2 separate regions of the Homo sapiens genome follow, and region 2 is linked to region 1. The links are chromatin contacts, found by Hi-C or POLR2A ChIA-PET in ENCODE. All regions are on one chromosome and are shown on one strand. Each heading gives the region's core, a stretch centred on a gene start or an enhancer-like site at or near the end of the contact. The rest is flanking DNA. Distances are from core to core; before and after follow the strand shown. Region 1 overlaps NEDD4L (NEDD4 like E3 ubiquitin protein ligase). Region 2 overlaps LOC105372146 (a long non-coding RNA gene).

Region 1 (6,851 bases), core at 3,011-5,510:
CTTAGCAGGGTGAAGGGAGAAAGATGCAAAGACTGAGCTTGGCTGAAACAAATGTATTTTTGTCCCCTTGACTTCTTGAATTGCAGCAGAGCATATGAATAACATTGATATATTTCTTGGCTGCTAGACAACAACGTATTTCTTTGACAGATTGACGCCTGAAAAGAAAAATACAGTATGTACTAATGAATCAAAACATTTTTTAGTACCTTTGTGTATACTAAATGTATTTTAGTTTCTATCTGGAGCTAGTTGCCATTTACTGTGGGTTTGAAATGCCCTAAGTTATCTTCTATGGATGGGTAGAATCAATTTACCCACACATTGACAGCTTTTACAGATAGGTCCTGTAACAGATATAATTAAGTTAAATTTCATAAATAGATAGGCAGTCTCCTCCCCAGTCCTGGTCCCTTTGGGAGATGAATTGGGGTGGGGGTAATGGAGAGTTTCAAAAAGGCTTTCCGGTGTCTTTTTTTAAAAATAAGGTTTTAAGAGTTTCATGGTCAGCTGTTCTCAGTTTTTCTCAAGATGGTATCCAAAGTAAGGCTCAAATTTATGATTTATCTTCCAAATGCTTAAATGGTCCATTTATGATCTGCCAGATGTTACAATGACTAGCTCCCCAAGGAACGATCAAGAATGTGCCAATGTCTGGGCAAGATTTTTATCCAGCAAAAAGAAAAAAACCATAAGAATTGGAGGTTTTACTTTGAAAAGTAAAATCAGCCACATCCATGACTTAAGAGACTGTACATATTGTCATGGGTAAGGATTTAGATCTTGGCTCCACTGCTTACTCACAGTGTACCCTGGACGAGTTACTAGGCCTTTCTGTGTTTTACTATGCTCTTTTGTAACACAGGGAGAGATAGCATCTATCTTCTAAGGTTGTTGTGAGGATTAAGTGAACTAACTTGTGCAAAGCTCTTAGAATAGTGCTGGGCACAGAGTGGTGAGTGCCTTGTATATGCTAATAGTTGTTGATTTATAGCTTAAAATTAATTGTGTGATGCAAATAGGAGGGTTACCACCCCAAGCTTAAATGGAAGTTTTGCAGCACTTTGCACTCTTGAGGATGTATCTGGGTTTAATAGTACCTTCCATCTAGTGCACAAGTCTTCTCCCAGGCTCATCCTCCCAAACACCTCTCAGTGTTATCCCCACTTTGCAAATGCAGTAGTAGCTGGGCTCACAGAAGTTAAATAACTACACCAAGTCACCATCCAAAAAGGTTCAGGGCCAGGAATAGAGCGAAAGACAGAATACGGAGCCATGCTCTTTTTGCTGTCTTTCTCAGTGCTCAGTTCTCAGAATTACTCAGGAATGAGAGCAGAGAAACTCTGTATAGGCCATGCCTGGAGTTTTTTGCACATGGCAGTCAGAGAGTCCCAGCTCAGTTCAGTGCAGTATTACCGAATTCCAGTATATGCTGGGCTCTGTTAGGTGCAAGGGGTTCCAGGATGAATGAGTCTGTGGCCCAGTGGACAAGGTTTGCCCCTGTGTGCAGCTCTGTCTGCTTTACTAGATTTGCTCCTCAGATTCTAAATTGGAAGTATGTGCATATTGCTTGATTTACAGATTATTAGAGAATTTTTTTCAGTTAAACTTTGTCCAAAATAGACACTAAGGGCAAAGGAAACTGGTATTATTACAGCAGGGTGTATCTCATAAGCTCTGAGAATTGTACATGTATAAAGAATCTTTGAATCGCCGAGTCTTAGCCCCACGTTTTATACAGCACAGAAATACAGCACAGAAAGTTTAGGTGATTTCCCTTGGGTTCCATAGTGTGTTAGTCACCAGGTTCCTTTAACTCTCTCAGTACTCTTTCCTTTAAACTATGGAAGAGCTCAAATGATTAAATCAATAAAAGAATGACAACTTATAGAGCTCATTTACGTGTCTGAATATATCAGTTTAGCCCAGAGTATCTGAACTCCTGGGCCATTGCTATTCACTGACCCCTTCTCCTCCTCGTGTTCTAGTAAAATTCAGCCCATGAATATAGTCATTAGAAGTTGAATTTTAATGAAATTGGGCGCTTTGATCAATGGGAAGGTTGAAAGTTATGTGGGAATCATCTATATAGTTTATAGCTGTGACTATGTAGGCCAGCTCCTAAGTGCCCCCTGCAATGTGTCACTCTCTCTGGTTTTCTTTCCAGGGAGGTACCCTGTAGAATAACAGTCTAATTTACCTCTCAGACATCTGCTGTCTTTCAGACCTTATGCTAGTTTTGTGCATATCTTCATGATTCCTCTAATAATGCATTGGATTATAAACTATTATCTCCACTTGAGAGACGCTCAGAGAGGCTAGGGAGCTTACTCAGGGTCAGAGGGAGTGCAGCTGAACAGTTCTGCCAGGGTCCCTGTGATTGTTGGAGCAGCCTGTGTTTTTTCAAGCTGTTGTCTGTGAATCGTACGGTAGAAACATGGTGCGTATTTCTGCAGCCTTAGTTCTAGCCATTGAAATATCATGGAGTTGAATGCAGAATACCCATTAATGTTTAGGATGACCAAGAAACTGTGCCCAGGCCCCAAGCCCAGCTCTGTCATCAGAGGTGAGTTACCACTGGTGCCATGCCCTTTGATTCCCTACAGGCGCCCTATGGAGGTGCCCACCAGTGTGCACTTGGAAGTGTGATGGAACGCATCACATCCCCTTGTTGCCCCTGCCCCGGTGATAGGGGGATTCACTAAGAACTTCAGCATAGTGAGAGAATGTAACTGAAGCTCCTGGGTTAGTGCTGCTTGGTATCCCAGTTACTTTGTAGATTTCGGAATCTTTTGTCGTCTAGCCTGAGGATTACTGTTGATGACACAATTTTCTTTGGGATTATAGGCTTCATGTTTCATACAACCAGCATATACGTAAATGGCCTCTTCAGTGTATCATGTATACACATTGGTGAATAGCTTCCCACTAGATAATGTTTTAAAGGGGAAAAAAAGAAGTCATTTCTAAAATCCCAAGAGAGTGTCCCCGTTTTGAGGTTAGAGCACGTTTTTTAGCCTTATTTAGTCTTGCATCTTGCTCCTTATGCTACCTTTCATTGCTTTATGAAATTATTTTTTAAGGGATACTTTCTAACATTCCATCCCACTTTTTTTAAAGCTCGTTCATATACTTTGTCCTCACAGAATAGAACAGGGTTTCTCAAATTGCACACACTGAACTCTGCAACACAACAGTTCCTTCATTGGAGACCAGATGAATTGAACCACTGGCTTTCTGAAAATAACTGTATGCTTTCCAGTTGGCCAGCCTTGGCAGGGACCCACTACTACTCCTATTTCTCAACAGTCAATTTAAAATATTGACAGTAGCTTAATAACATTCAATAGTAACTTGCAGCAGCCTTTCATATACCCTGACATCTGAGATATGTACCAGTTTATGAAATAGAACACGCAGATGGTCTTAGCCCCATTTTCCAGATGAGGACCCTTGTCCAGGGAAGGATTGGTGCCCATTTAGCTAGCTCTTTCCCAGCAAGCAACAGTACCCAAGGCTCCATGCCCCAGGCCTGGGAGGACCCCTCCCACGGCGTACTTCAGATCTCCACCTGTGACTTTGAACACATGCTTCGAGGTGATGTACTTCTTGGAGATAGTGCTTTCCTCATCTCTTCTACCTTGTAGTCGTCAGTAGAGGGCATGCAGTGCAACAGAAGTGGATTTCAGGACTGAGACTAGGGTGAGGCAAGAGAGGCATCAGAATGCAAAAGTGAAGTAGACACCTGCCGTCAGCACTGGGCAGCCCTGCTCCTGGGGCCTTACTTGACTCATCCTGGTGGGTTTTCCAAATGGCAGAGGTGCACAACCACTTCTTGCAAGCATGGGCACTTGAATTGTAGCCCATGTACACAGTGATTCTTGGAAAAAGTCATGAGTAATGAATGGAACTTTTCTCTCCCAGGTTGATCTTGTGTTTTGAGACATAAAGAGTCAAAGGTTGGTGCCTAGGATGCTCATTCTTATTGTTTTTGGTAGTTTGATTGTTGAAGGCTTTTGACACGACATTGAAGTGAATATTTGGGGCATTTTGCTCCTCTGGGCTTTTCTCTAAAGCACCCTCACATTTCCTCTCTCATGTTCCTGGGCTTTCCTGGCTTTGATGCTAGCCCCACTGTGTGTTCCCATTAATAGCCCTATGTAGCCTGGCTCCTTATTCTGGAAACTGTGTAACTTTTGCTCTTGATCTTAAACACAACTCAGTCTTGCAAGGAGCTCCGCCTTTGGTCTCAGCTTCTTGGGGATTTCCCTGGCAGCCACATAGTGAACTATGTCACACTCTCTGTTTTACCCGTTAATAAGGAAATACTCTGGTACATGGAGCTTTGCTTGCTGATCTTTTTCTAAGTACTCTGGGGGCAAAAGGAAAAGCAGCTAGAGGATAAGGATGTAACTTTCTTCAAATTAAGCCATCCTGACCCGTGGTAGAGATTAGCCACTAAGAAATAGTGGAAACAAATAACTGTTTCACTCTTGAGTGTTAGCATGGAAGAGATTCTGGTTGAAATCCTAGTCCTGCCACTTTCTGGTTACAGAAACTTACATTACTTTTCTTTTGATGTTTCAAGGAGATAGGAGTTAAAGAAAAATGAACACCAGATTACTAGAACATTCTTATAGAGTTGCCCAAAGATGGAATGGACACCTTCCAGAGTGGAGGGGAGGGAGTAGGATTGGACAGTAGTCCTCAACTGGGAGCACTTCTTCCCCCTGACCCCACACCTGCCTCCCAGGGACGTTTGACAGTTTTGGATTGCACAAAACTGAGGGGTGAGAGTTGCTGCTATATCTAGTGAGCAGAAGCCAGAGATGCTTCCAAATACCTTACGAAGCATAGGACAGCCCTCACGGAAAGAATTATCTAGCTCCAAATGTTAATGATGCTGACTTTGAGATACCCTAGTCAGAAGTAACATTTATTGGCCAGGGGCAGTGGCTCATACCTGTAATCTCAGCACTTTGGGAAGCCGAGGTGGGAGGATCACTTAAGCCCAGGACTTTGAGACCACCTGGACAAGACCCTGTCTCTACAAAAAAAAAAAAAAAAAATTAGCCTGATGTGGTAGTACATGCCTGTAGTCTTAGCTACTCAGGAGGCTGAAGTGGGAGGATTGCTTGGACCCAGGAGTTTGAGGCTACAGTGAGCTATGTTTGTGACACTGCACTTCAGCCTGGGCAACATAACAAGACTCTGTCTCAATTAAAAAAGAAAGAAAGAACATTTGTTGAATCTAATTTTCCCATGTAATATCAATGACTGTGCAAGATAAAGTGGTTTTTATCCTCACTTTGGATGAGATTGGCCTTTGGTGATTGAGAAACCTTCCTTTGGTTGTTCAGCTACTTCTAGATAGACATGGGATTTTAAACTAGCCATCTATATGTCCAAAACCCATCCGCTTTCCACAAACCCATTATGTAGTTAGCTCCCCATCACTGATGATGTTCAAAGCTAAGCAGGGTGAGCAACCACTTGAAAGAGGGGATGGATGAGGATACAAGCCTAAGATGTATGTTGCACTAAATGACTTTTGAGGTCCCTCCTAAAGATCACATTCTCTGGTTCTATTTTGAAATGGGATTTGTCTTTTTAGCCCCAGTGTTAGAGTGGCAGCCAGATATCCCTTGGCTATGACCAGTGAAATCCCTGTGCTTTGTGCACCTGTGAATCTTACTCCTATTAATATCCCAGCCCTATCAGGCCAGAGGGCTAGGGTTCCAAACAGGGGCAGCCAGAAATGCACCATCTTCTGCATCCCATCTGCATTCCGGGCCCAGGCAGTTATTTTTACCTCCATATGTAAATGGGCCCAGCGATTTCTCATTTAGGAGAACAGCAGAGGCACAAGTGAGGAGAGCTGGAGAAGGAGGGGAACCTATCATATACTCTGAGATTGCAATTTAGTATCAGTTTGCTGATCAGTGTCACTCCACTAGTTTAATAAGTAATTATAGTTTCTCTTTTGTGAACAAGGAAAACGGGTAGCTTCACCCAGTGGTTGTCAGCCCTGGCCAAAAATTAGAATAAGATAGAGGGCTTTTAAATCACACCTACAACTGAGCCCCTCCACCAGAAATTTAATTTTCTGAGGTGAGGCCTGGGTACAGTGATTTGAGAACTTTGCAGGGATTCCAGTGTCTAAGCAGCCTGGGCACCTCTGGTTAATGGCACACCTCAGTGCTGCGCATTCTGCTCCAGTACCTGCTGGTGTTACTCTGTCATAAAGAGACTAGAAAAAGAGTGAGTTGGGCCCTGTTTCTCAGTGTGTCTTCAGTGGATTGTAGGGAGAAGGAGGCCCATACTCTCTGCCTAAACGAGCACCTGCTAGACTCCGAAATCTAGTTAATGGAAGTTTCTCCTCATCCTTGGACATCCTTGTTTTATATGGTATACGTTCAAAATACATATAATCTTTGGTTTAATTTGTTTTACAAAGTTTTGAAGTTTTCCTCTCCACACTTTTCTCATCAAGCTGGTGTGTGGAAAGAAGGAATTTTTCTTTTCCATTGCTGTCATCTAAAATTGTTGTGTCGGGTGGGGAGGGGAGGGAGCCGGGAGACTTAGCTTTAACTACTTAGAAGTTTTCAGGGAAATGTTTTTATAACAACCTAGTTAATAGTTTGACTTTATGATAGATTCTGTTCCTTCATTATTTTGTCCTCCAGTGGCTTTTATACCCAGCAAAGTGGACCATGGTGTATGATTCAAGAAGGGTGAGGAGTATGTCTTTCTTTGGAAAGGCAGGGATGGAGGGTTGTGATTTAGAAAGGGTAAGCAGGAAAGGAGAGCCACAGAAGGCAAGCACTGTTCTCATGCCAGATCGGTTTCAA
Region 2 (6,851 bases), core at 2,398-4,897, 460 kb after region 1:
TCAATAAGTAACCATGAATATACTCCGTCCAGCAGCCCATGCCACACCTCTGCCTATGGAGTAACTACTCTCATTCCTTTACTTTCTTAATAAACTCCTTTGATAAACTTTATGGACTCACCCTGAATTCTTTTGTGCACAAGATCCAAGAACACTCTCTTGGGGTCTGGATCAAGACCTCCTTCCAGTAAAAACTTTGCCAGGCTCACCCCTCTTCTTTCTTCAAATTGTACCTTAAGTGACACATCCTTCAGAAAAACTTACTGCTCAGCCTCCAAATTGGATAAAATTCCCCTTTGCACATTCCCAGGGAGCCTCGGCTTGCCCCATCAGGGGCCCTATCCCTCAGCACTGCACCACCTCTCCTTGTCCTCCTTTCCAGCATCAGGCAGACTCTGCAGGGCACGCCCAAGAGCTGGAGCTTAAGCTCTCTCCTTGGAGTCCCAGTCTCTTTCCCACTACACTCATCTCAGCAGACGACCACTCAGCTCACTCCATGGAGACACAGAGGCCATAGGAGCCCACGCCCCGTTCCCGTCCCCAGCCTCCATGCTCTCTCGTTCCCACCCCACTCTGCGCCCCCACCAAGCTCAGAGTTCCAGATACTTCTCCAGGGCTGAGCTTCACATGAGATCCCATCTCCTCTGTCAGCCTCTGGGTTTTTACCCATCTGTTGCCAAATTCACCCAGGATGCCAAATTCATAGAAGCACTCCCTAAGGACCTGCCCCTGCTCGCTCATCCGTGGGGCTCACATTGTCCTCCCTTTCTGATATATACAGCCTCTCCCTGGACACTGGCTTCTTGACCAGAGGCTACAACATCACCCCACAAGGCATTTCTCAATCCCGGGTGCCCTCTTCAACTCTCCCTCATTCTCTCCCACACTACTCAATAACACCACCTACACCCACATCTCCATTCCTTCACATCCTGTTCATGCCTCAGTCTCCCAATCCAACCTCAATTATGAGATGAATGAAAAATGGAGAATGCTTTTTTTTGAGATGGAGTCTCGCTCTGTTGCGAGGCTGGAGTGCAGTGGCATGATCTCAGCTCACTGCAACCTCCACCTTCCAGGTTCAAGCGACTCTCCTGCCTCAGCCTCCCAAGTAGCTGGGATTACAGGCGTGCGCCACCATGCCCAGCTAATTTTTGTATTTTTAGTAGAGACGGGGTTTCACCACATTGGCCAGGCTGATCTCAAACTCCTGGGTTCAGGTGATCCACCTGCCTTGGCCTCCCAAAGTGCTGGGATTACAGGCATGAGCCACCATGCCCGGCTGAAGAATGCCTTTTTGTTTGTTCAGTGTATGGCGGCTACAATCTACTTTGAGATACTTCAGACCTTTTTAAAGAATGAATTCCTGGCTGGGCGCAGTGGCTCATGCCTGTAATCCCAGCACTTTGGGAGGCCAAGGCGGGTGGATCACCTGATGCCAGGGGTTCGAGACCAGCCTGGCCAATGTGGTGAAACCCCATCTCTACTAAAAATACAAAAATTAGCTAGGCATGATGACAGGTGCCTGTAATCCCAGCTACTTGGGAGGCTGAAGCAGGAGAATCACTTGAACCTGGGAGGCGGAGGTTGCAGTGAGCTGAGATCACGCCATTGCACTCCAGTCTGGGTGACAGAGTGAGACTGTCTCCCAAAAAAAAAAAAAAAAAAAGAATGACTGATGAAACCTTAGTGAGGGAGGCACACGTGCATCCTAACCTAAGCAGGCGGTCCAGGGAGAGGGCACTGGCTCTCGCTTCAGCCAACCTTGCGAAGCCAACCTGAGATTCCCCATCCCTGGAAAAATGCTTCCTTTAAGATCTCCCAGATCATCTTTACATGGCTGTGCTGTCAATGAGCATTTTTGAATGTTCTCATTTGCTTTCAGAATTCTTCCTGGGCATTATCTGATCCCCTCAGATCTCACAGATGCCACATGCCCAAAAAACCTTGCTGCCGTTTATTTCTTCCTGAGGTGGAGTCTTCCCTTCAGTGGAAACAGCCCACCGTTGCTGCCACCCCTTCTGCTGGGACACCCTGGGGACTCGATGTCAACACTGCAAATCCCTAGAATTTACTGCAGTTCTTTTTGCTATGGGGAAGAGATGGGGTGAGCAGAAGTGCAAAAAGATGCCTTCTTGCCACCTAGTTTCTAGTCACTGCCTTCCTCTCCCAAATGATGCCTCCACTCATCCACTCTAAAGTCCCAATTCCTCAGCTTTCAGGCAGAGAGCCCACTACTACACCACTGTAAGTTGTGACTGACTAGCCCTCCCAGGAACATTGGAAAATTTTGAGGGAGAGAAAGAAAAAAGGAAGAGAAGGAATGAGACAGAAATCTCTCCTAGAAACAGCCACACATGGCCAGCGCAGTGGCTCACGCCTGTAATCCCAGTACTTTGGGAGGCCAAGATGGGCGGATCACGAGGTCAAGAGAACAAGACAATCCTGGCCAACATGGTGAAACCCCGTCTCTACTAAAATACAAAAAAATTAGCTGGGCATGGTGGCGCGTGCCTGTAGTCCCAGCTACTCTGGAGGCTGAGGCAGGGGAATCACTTGAACCTATGAGGCGGAGGTTGCAGTGAGCCAAGATCGTGCCAGCCTGGTGACAGAGCAAGTCTCCATCACAAAAAATAAATAAATAAAATACAAAAATAAATAGAAAAAGAAACAGCCACACATGGACCAGAAAGTTGAGCCTCTGGTGACTTGACTTCAGGTGCTGCGGCAGGCAGGTGGCCCAGGGAGTAACTGGGGAGTGAAAATGAGAATGCAGCACATGGACCAACTCCTGTTGAGCCTCTTAGCAAAAGCCAGCCCTGTCCAGTAGAGCATTTTCCAACTGTTGCAAAAATTACCCTATGAACACCTCTCTCCCCAGAGTTCAAACTCGCACCTTTGATGATACTGCTTCCTGCTGCCATTGCCTATTCTGATGTCAGAGCAGCCATTCCCATGGAAAATGGAATGGAAAGCTAAATGGAGAGTGAGTAGGGGTTAAGACTTCTCTAAAATACCGCGGCTGCCAGGCAATTTCATTAAGGAGAAACAGAGATGGACAATGTCATAAACATTCTCCAGCCATCAGAAGAAACCACTTCCAGGAAAAGTAAATTTTGTGGTCGTAAACACTCACAGCAAGGGCCAGGCCACAGGCAGCGTGGCACTGGCAGAGAGCAGTGGTTGAGGTGAAAGTCACCCTGGGGCCCAGGTCTCAAACTTACCCTGGCTAGACTGAACCAGAACATTTTTCCGTTTCTTTTCCGTAAATTAATGTTTAAAAGTTCCCCTCCCCACATAATCCCAATCTCACTTTCAAGAGATAATGCTATCTCTTCAGTGTATATTTCTTCCGGTTGTATTATGCATATAAATCTCCAGACCATATGGACACACACACACATATGCACACACACGTATGAGTATTATACACATACATGTGTACAGATATCTTTTATACATGTATACACACAGGTGTACACATATGTGCATATGTGAGATCATGCTGAGCTCACCGTTTTCCAGTTCCTACTTTCACTTCACAATAGCTCTTGGCCATCTTCCACCACAGTGTATTTAGAGTGACTCTATAAATAGAACGATTTCTAATGCACCTTTCAGATTTCAACTCTTTAAATAAATGCGACAAGGGCACATCTCGTGGTCCAAGGTCGTGACTGCTAAGGCCCAGAGAACACAACAAATTTGCTGGCTTCAGCCGTGCTGACCTGCTGGAAGATGGGTACAGGCTCCTAAGTGGATGCTGCCATTTGTGCGCCTCCCAGCCACGCACCCCACCCTCATATACACACTATCCCTTGAGGAACATTTACCTTCCTTCCCGCCCCAGGTGTTTGTGACTTGGTGGGTAGTGGGTGACAGAGATGCACCTGTGTCTTCAGAACACAGGCCACTGAAGGACAGCAGGCCCGGGGCTGGTGGGGGCCTGAGCATGCCCTCCCTCACCAGGCTGACCAGGCTTGCATGCAGTGGGGCAGAGGCAGTGGAACTATCCAGAAAACATGCCCATCCCCCCGCCCAAGCCATCACAATGGGAGCTGAGTACAGGGTCACTAGGACAAAGAGTGAATGGAACCATCTTGAAAACAGCGGTGATGTTTCCTGTCTCCGCTGGCACAGGCCTCCGTGGAGCCCACGTTCTTTTCACAGAGTTCAAGTTGCTCAAAGAAATAAGGAGAGGCCACTTGTGAGCAGTGGTCCTCCAGGTGAAACCCAGAGGGCGTCGGGATGCCCACAGGTTCCTCAGGAAACTCATGCGGGGAGACATGGGGGTGCCAGGGACACGCCTCCACCCCACCATGGCTGCCCATAGCAGGGTCCGTGGCAAAGGGACCAGGTGGCCCATGGGTTAGTGGGAGCAGATGCCCAACCACCTCCTCCAGGCCCCACTGCCCCCTTGGGCCACCACAGAGACCTCCAACTTCTCCATCCTCTCTGTCTCTCCCTCTCTCTCCCCACTTGCTCTCTTCCTCAAGGGCCCTTTCCCTGTCAACTACCACTGGCACCCGGCTGGAGGAACAGGGCAGGTTTGCCTGTTAGTACCTGCGGCAACTCATCCCCCAGCCCCTAACTTTGAGGCGATCCCATTTTCCTCCTGTATTCCCTGAGCTTGACACAGCTGAATGTGGAAGACCCCAGGGCAACAAGAGGCTTGGGAAGGAAGGTCACACTGGAGTCGCGGGGGAAGGGTCACCCAGGCACAGGTACTCAGCATAGACTGCAGATGCTGGCCAGCCAGTCCTACACCCAGCTTACTGCAGAGGCACGACCACACTTCTGCTGCAAGGCTGGGGGAGACTCTGTGGTTTCGGTGAGGAAGAGGACAAGGAGGTGAGCGAGCCAGGAACAGCCCCCGCATGTCTCTTATCACGCCTTCATTCCCCTCTCCCCGCAGCACTGAGCTTCTGTGTTTTCTTTCCCCCAAGACTGTTCTCTCGGCTGCTGGTGGCAAAGGAGAGGGCTGCGGGGGAAGGAGAGAGAAAGGGGGGACCCCAGATGATCCTCCTATTCCCTAAGCTCTCAAAGTCTTCAGATATCTACAGCTTTGCTGCTCTAACCGCTCATTGTGAAAAGAATGAGTCTTATACTTGAATACAACCCTAAAATCAAAAGAATGACATCTAACCCGCTGTTCACCATAAATCTTTTTTTTTTTTAATTTTTGAGACAGAATCTCACTCTATCACCCAGGCTGGAGTGCAGTGGCATGATCTCGGCTCACTCCAACTTCTGCCTCCTGGGTTCAATTGATTCTCCTACCTCAGCTTCCTCAGTAGCTGGGATTAGGGGTGTGCACCACCATGCCCAGCTGATTTTTGCATTTTTAGTAGCAACGGGATTTCACCATGTTGGCCAGGCTGGTCTCAAACTCCTAACCTCAAGTAATCTGTCTACCTTGGCGTCCTAAATTGCTGGGATTACAGGCGTGAGCCACAGCGCCCAGCTCGGCCCATAAATAATTTAAAAGACTGCATTTCTACTGTCTGACTCCATTTCTGTGAAGAGTCCAGGAAAGGCAAATCTCTAGTGATAGGGTAGGCTACCAGGGACTGGGGGCCCGGGAAGGTGGGAGAAACCGGAAGGGACTGCCAATGGGTATGGGGACTCTTTTAGGGTGATAAAAAAATGTTCTAAAATTGATTGTGATGATCAATGATCTACAAATATACTAAATTGGTGAATGTCTGGCATGTGAATTATTTCTCAATAAAGCTGGTTTCTTTTAGAGAAAGTAGTTCAAAATTTCTGAGGCTGTTTGGTTTTTGTTTTTTTAAAAAAGCAAATCATTGGCCCCGGCGTGGTAGCTCACGCCTGTAATCCCAGCACTTTAGGAAGCTGAGGTAGGCAGATCACTTGAGGGTCAGGAGTTCGAGACCAGCCTGGCTAACATGGTGAAACCCCATCTCTACTAAAAATACAAAAATTAGCCAGGTGCAGTGGCACACACCTGTAGTCCCAGCTACTTGGGAGGCTAAAGCAGGAGAACTGCTGGAACCCAGGAGGTGGAGCCACTGCACTCCAGCTATGAGAGGATAAATGCCCACTATTGTAAGGCCCAAGCTAGTGGTAATTTATTAGAACAACCCTAGGAAACTAATGCAGAAAGGCGGAGGGGAACCGCAAGCTCCTTTGTGATCCACCCCTTTGTCTTCCGAAAGGCTTCGTTTAGATTCAGAGCCTTCTGTTGCAGTCTCTTGCTCCCCCTCCTGGCTCAAAGGAAGAACTGTGCCCCCTTCAGTCCCACGGAGATTTGATCTCTCTAATGAAGTGGGAGGAGAGAGGAGTTCGCAAAACTTAGAAATGCTGTTGCAAGAAAAAAAAATTTTTTTTTAGACAGGGTGTCTGTCACCCAGGCTGGAGTGCAGTGGCTTGATCACGGCTCACTGCAGCCTCGACCGCCAGGGCTCAAGTGATTCTCCACTATGCCCCGCTAATTTTGTTTATTTTTTGTAGGGATGGGTCTTGCTATATTGCCCAGGCTGGTCTTAAACTCCTGGGCTCAAGCAATTCTCCCACCTCAGCCTCTCAAAGTGCTGGGATTATAGGTGTAAGCCACCGTGCCTAGCAGAAAAAATAATTTTAATGGTGCATTATTTTCCCATCTTGAGAGAAGAGTGAAGACTTAGCACTTGACCTGAAAGCTTAGCTCCATCCTATGCCCTCATCATTCCTGGTAATTTCAACTCCACGTTGATGACCCACACAATTCTTCTCTTGGCTCTTTGGCTTCCTCATCCACAGAGACTTCTTGTAACCCAACCATACACCACCCAAGAGATATCCTGGACCTTGTCATCACAAAAATTACACTCTTCCAAAATCATGGATTT

Evidence for each region. A loop is a pair of places that touch in the nucleus more often than their neighbours do. ChIA-PET counts read pairs that join two places held with the same protein, here RNA polymerase II (POLR2A). Pooled maps may share reads with other maps.
Region 2: a pooled map shows a loop between it and region 1 (10-fold over the local background). The contact joins two enhancer-like sites. A Hi-C loop is called at or near these places in 4 of 37 single-sample maps with no recorded cell type and 9 of 50 pooled maps. POLR2A ChIA-PET finds 5 or more read pairs at or near these places in 1 of 52 experiments (activated T-cell).

The regions. Positions count from the first base shown.
Region 1 is chr18:58,299,296-58,306,146 of GRCh38, forward strand. All of the region lies in intron 5 of NEDD4L (NEDD4 like E3 ubiquitin protein ligase), which reads left to right. Among named protein-coding and RNA genes, the nearest start is that of MIR122HG, 140 kb to the right of the region's middle. Within about 2 kb of position 4,261, at least 3 of the 41 ENCODE cell types and tissues checked have a DNase peak (open chromatin) inside an H3K27ac peak, as active enhancers do.
Region 2 is chr18:58,758,249-58,765,099 of GRCh38, forward strand. The region is part of intron 1 of LOC105372146 (a long non-coding RNA gene); the gene reads right to left. Among named protein-coding and RNA genes, the nearest start is that of LINC01926, 52 kb to the right of the region's middle. RefSeq lists enhancers at 3,735-3,784, 5,906-6,175. Within about 2 kb of position 3,648, at least 5 of the 41 ENCODE cell types and tissues checked have a DNase peak (open chromatin) inside an H3K27ac peak, as active enhancers do.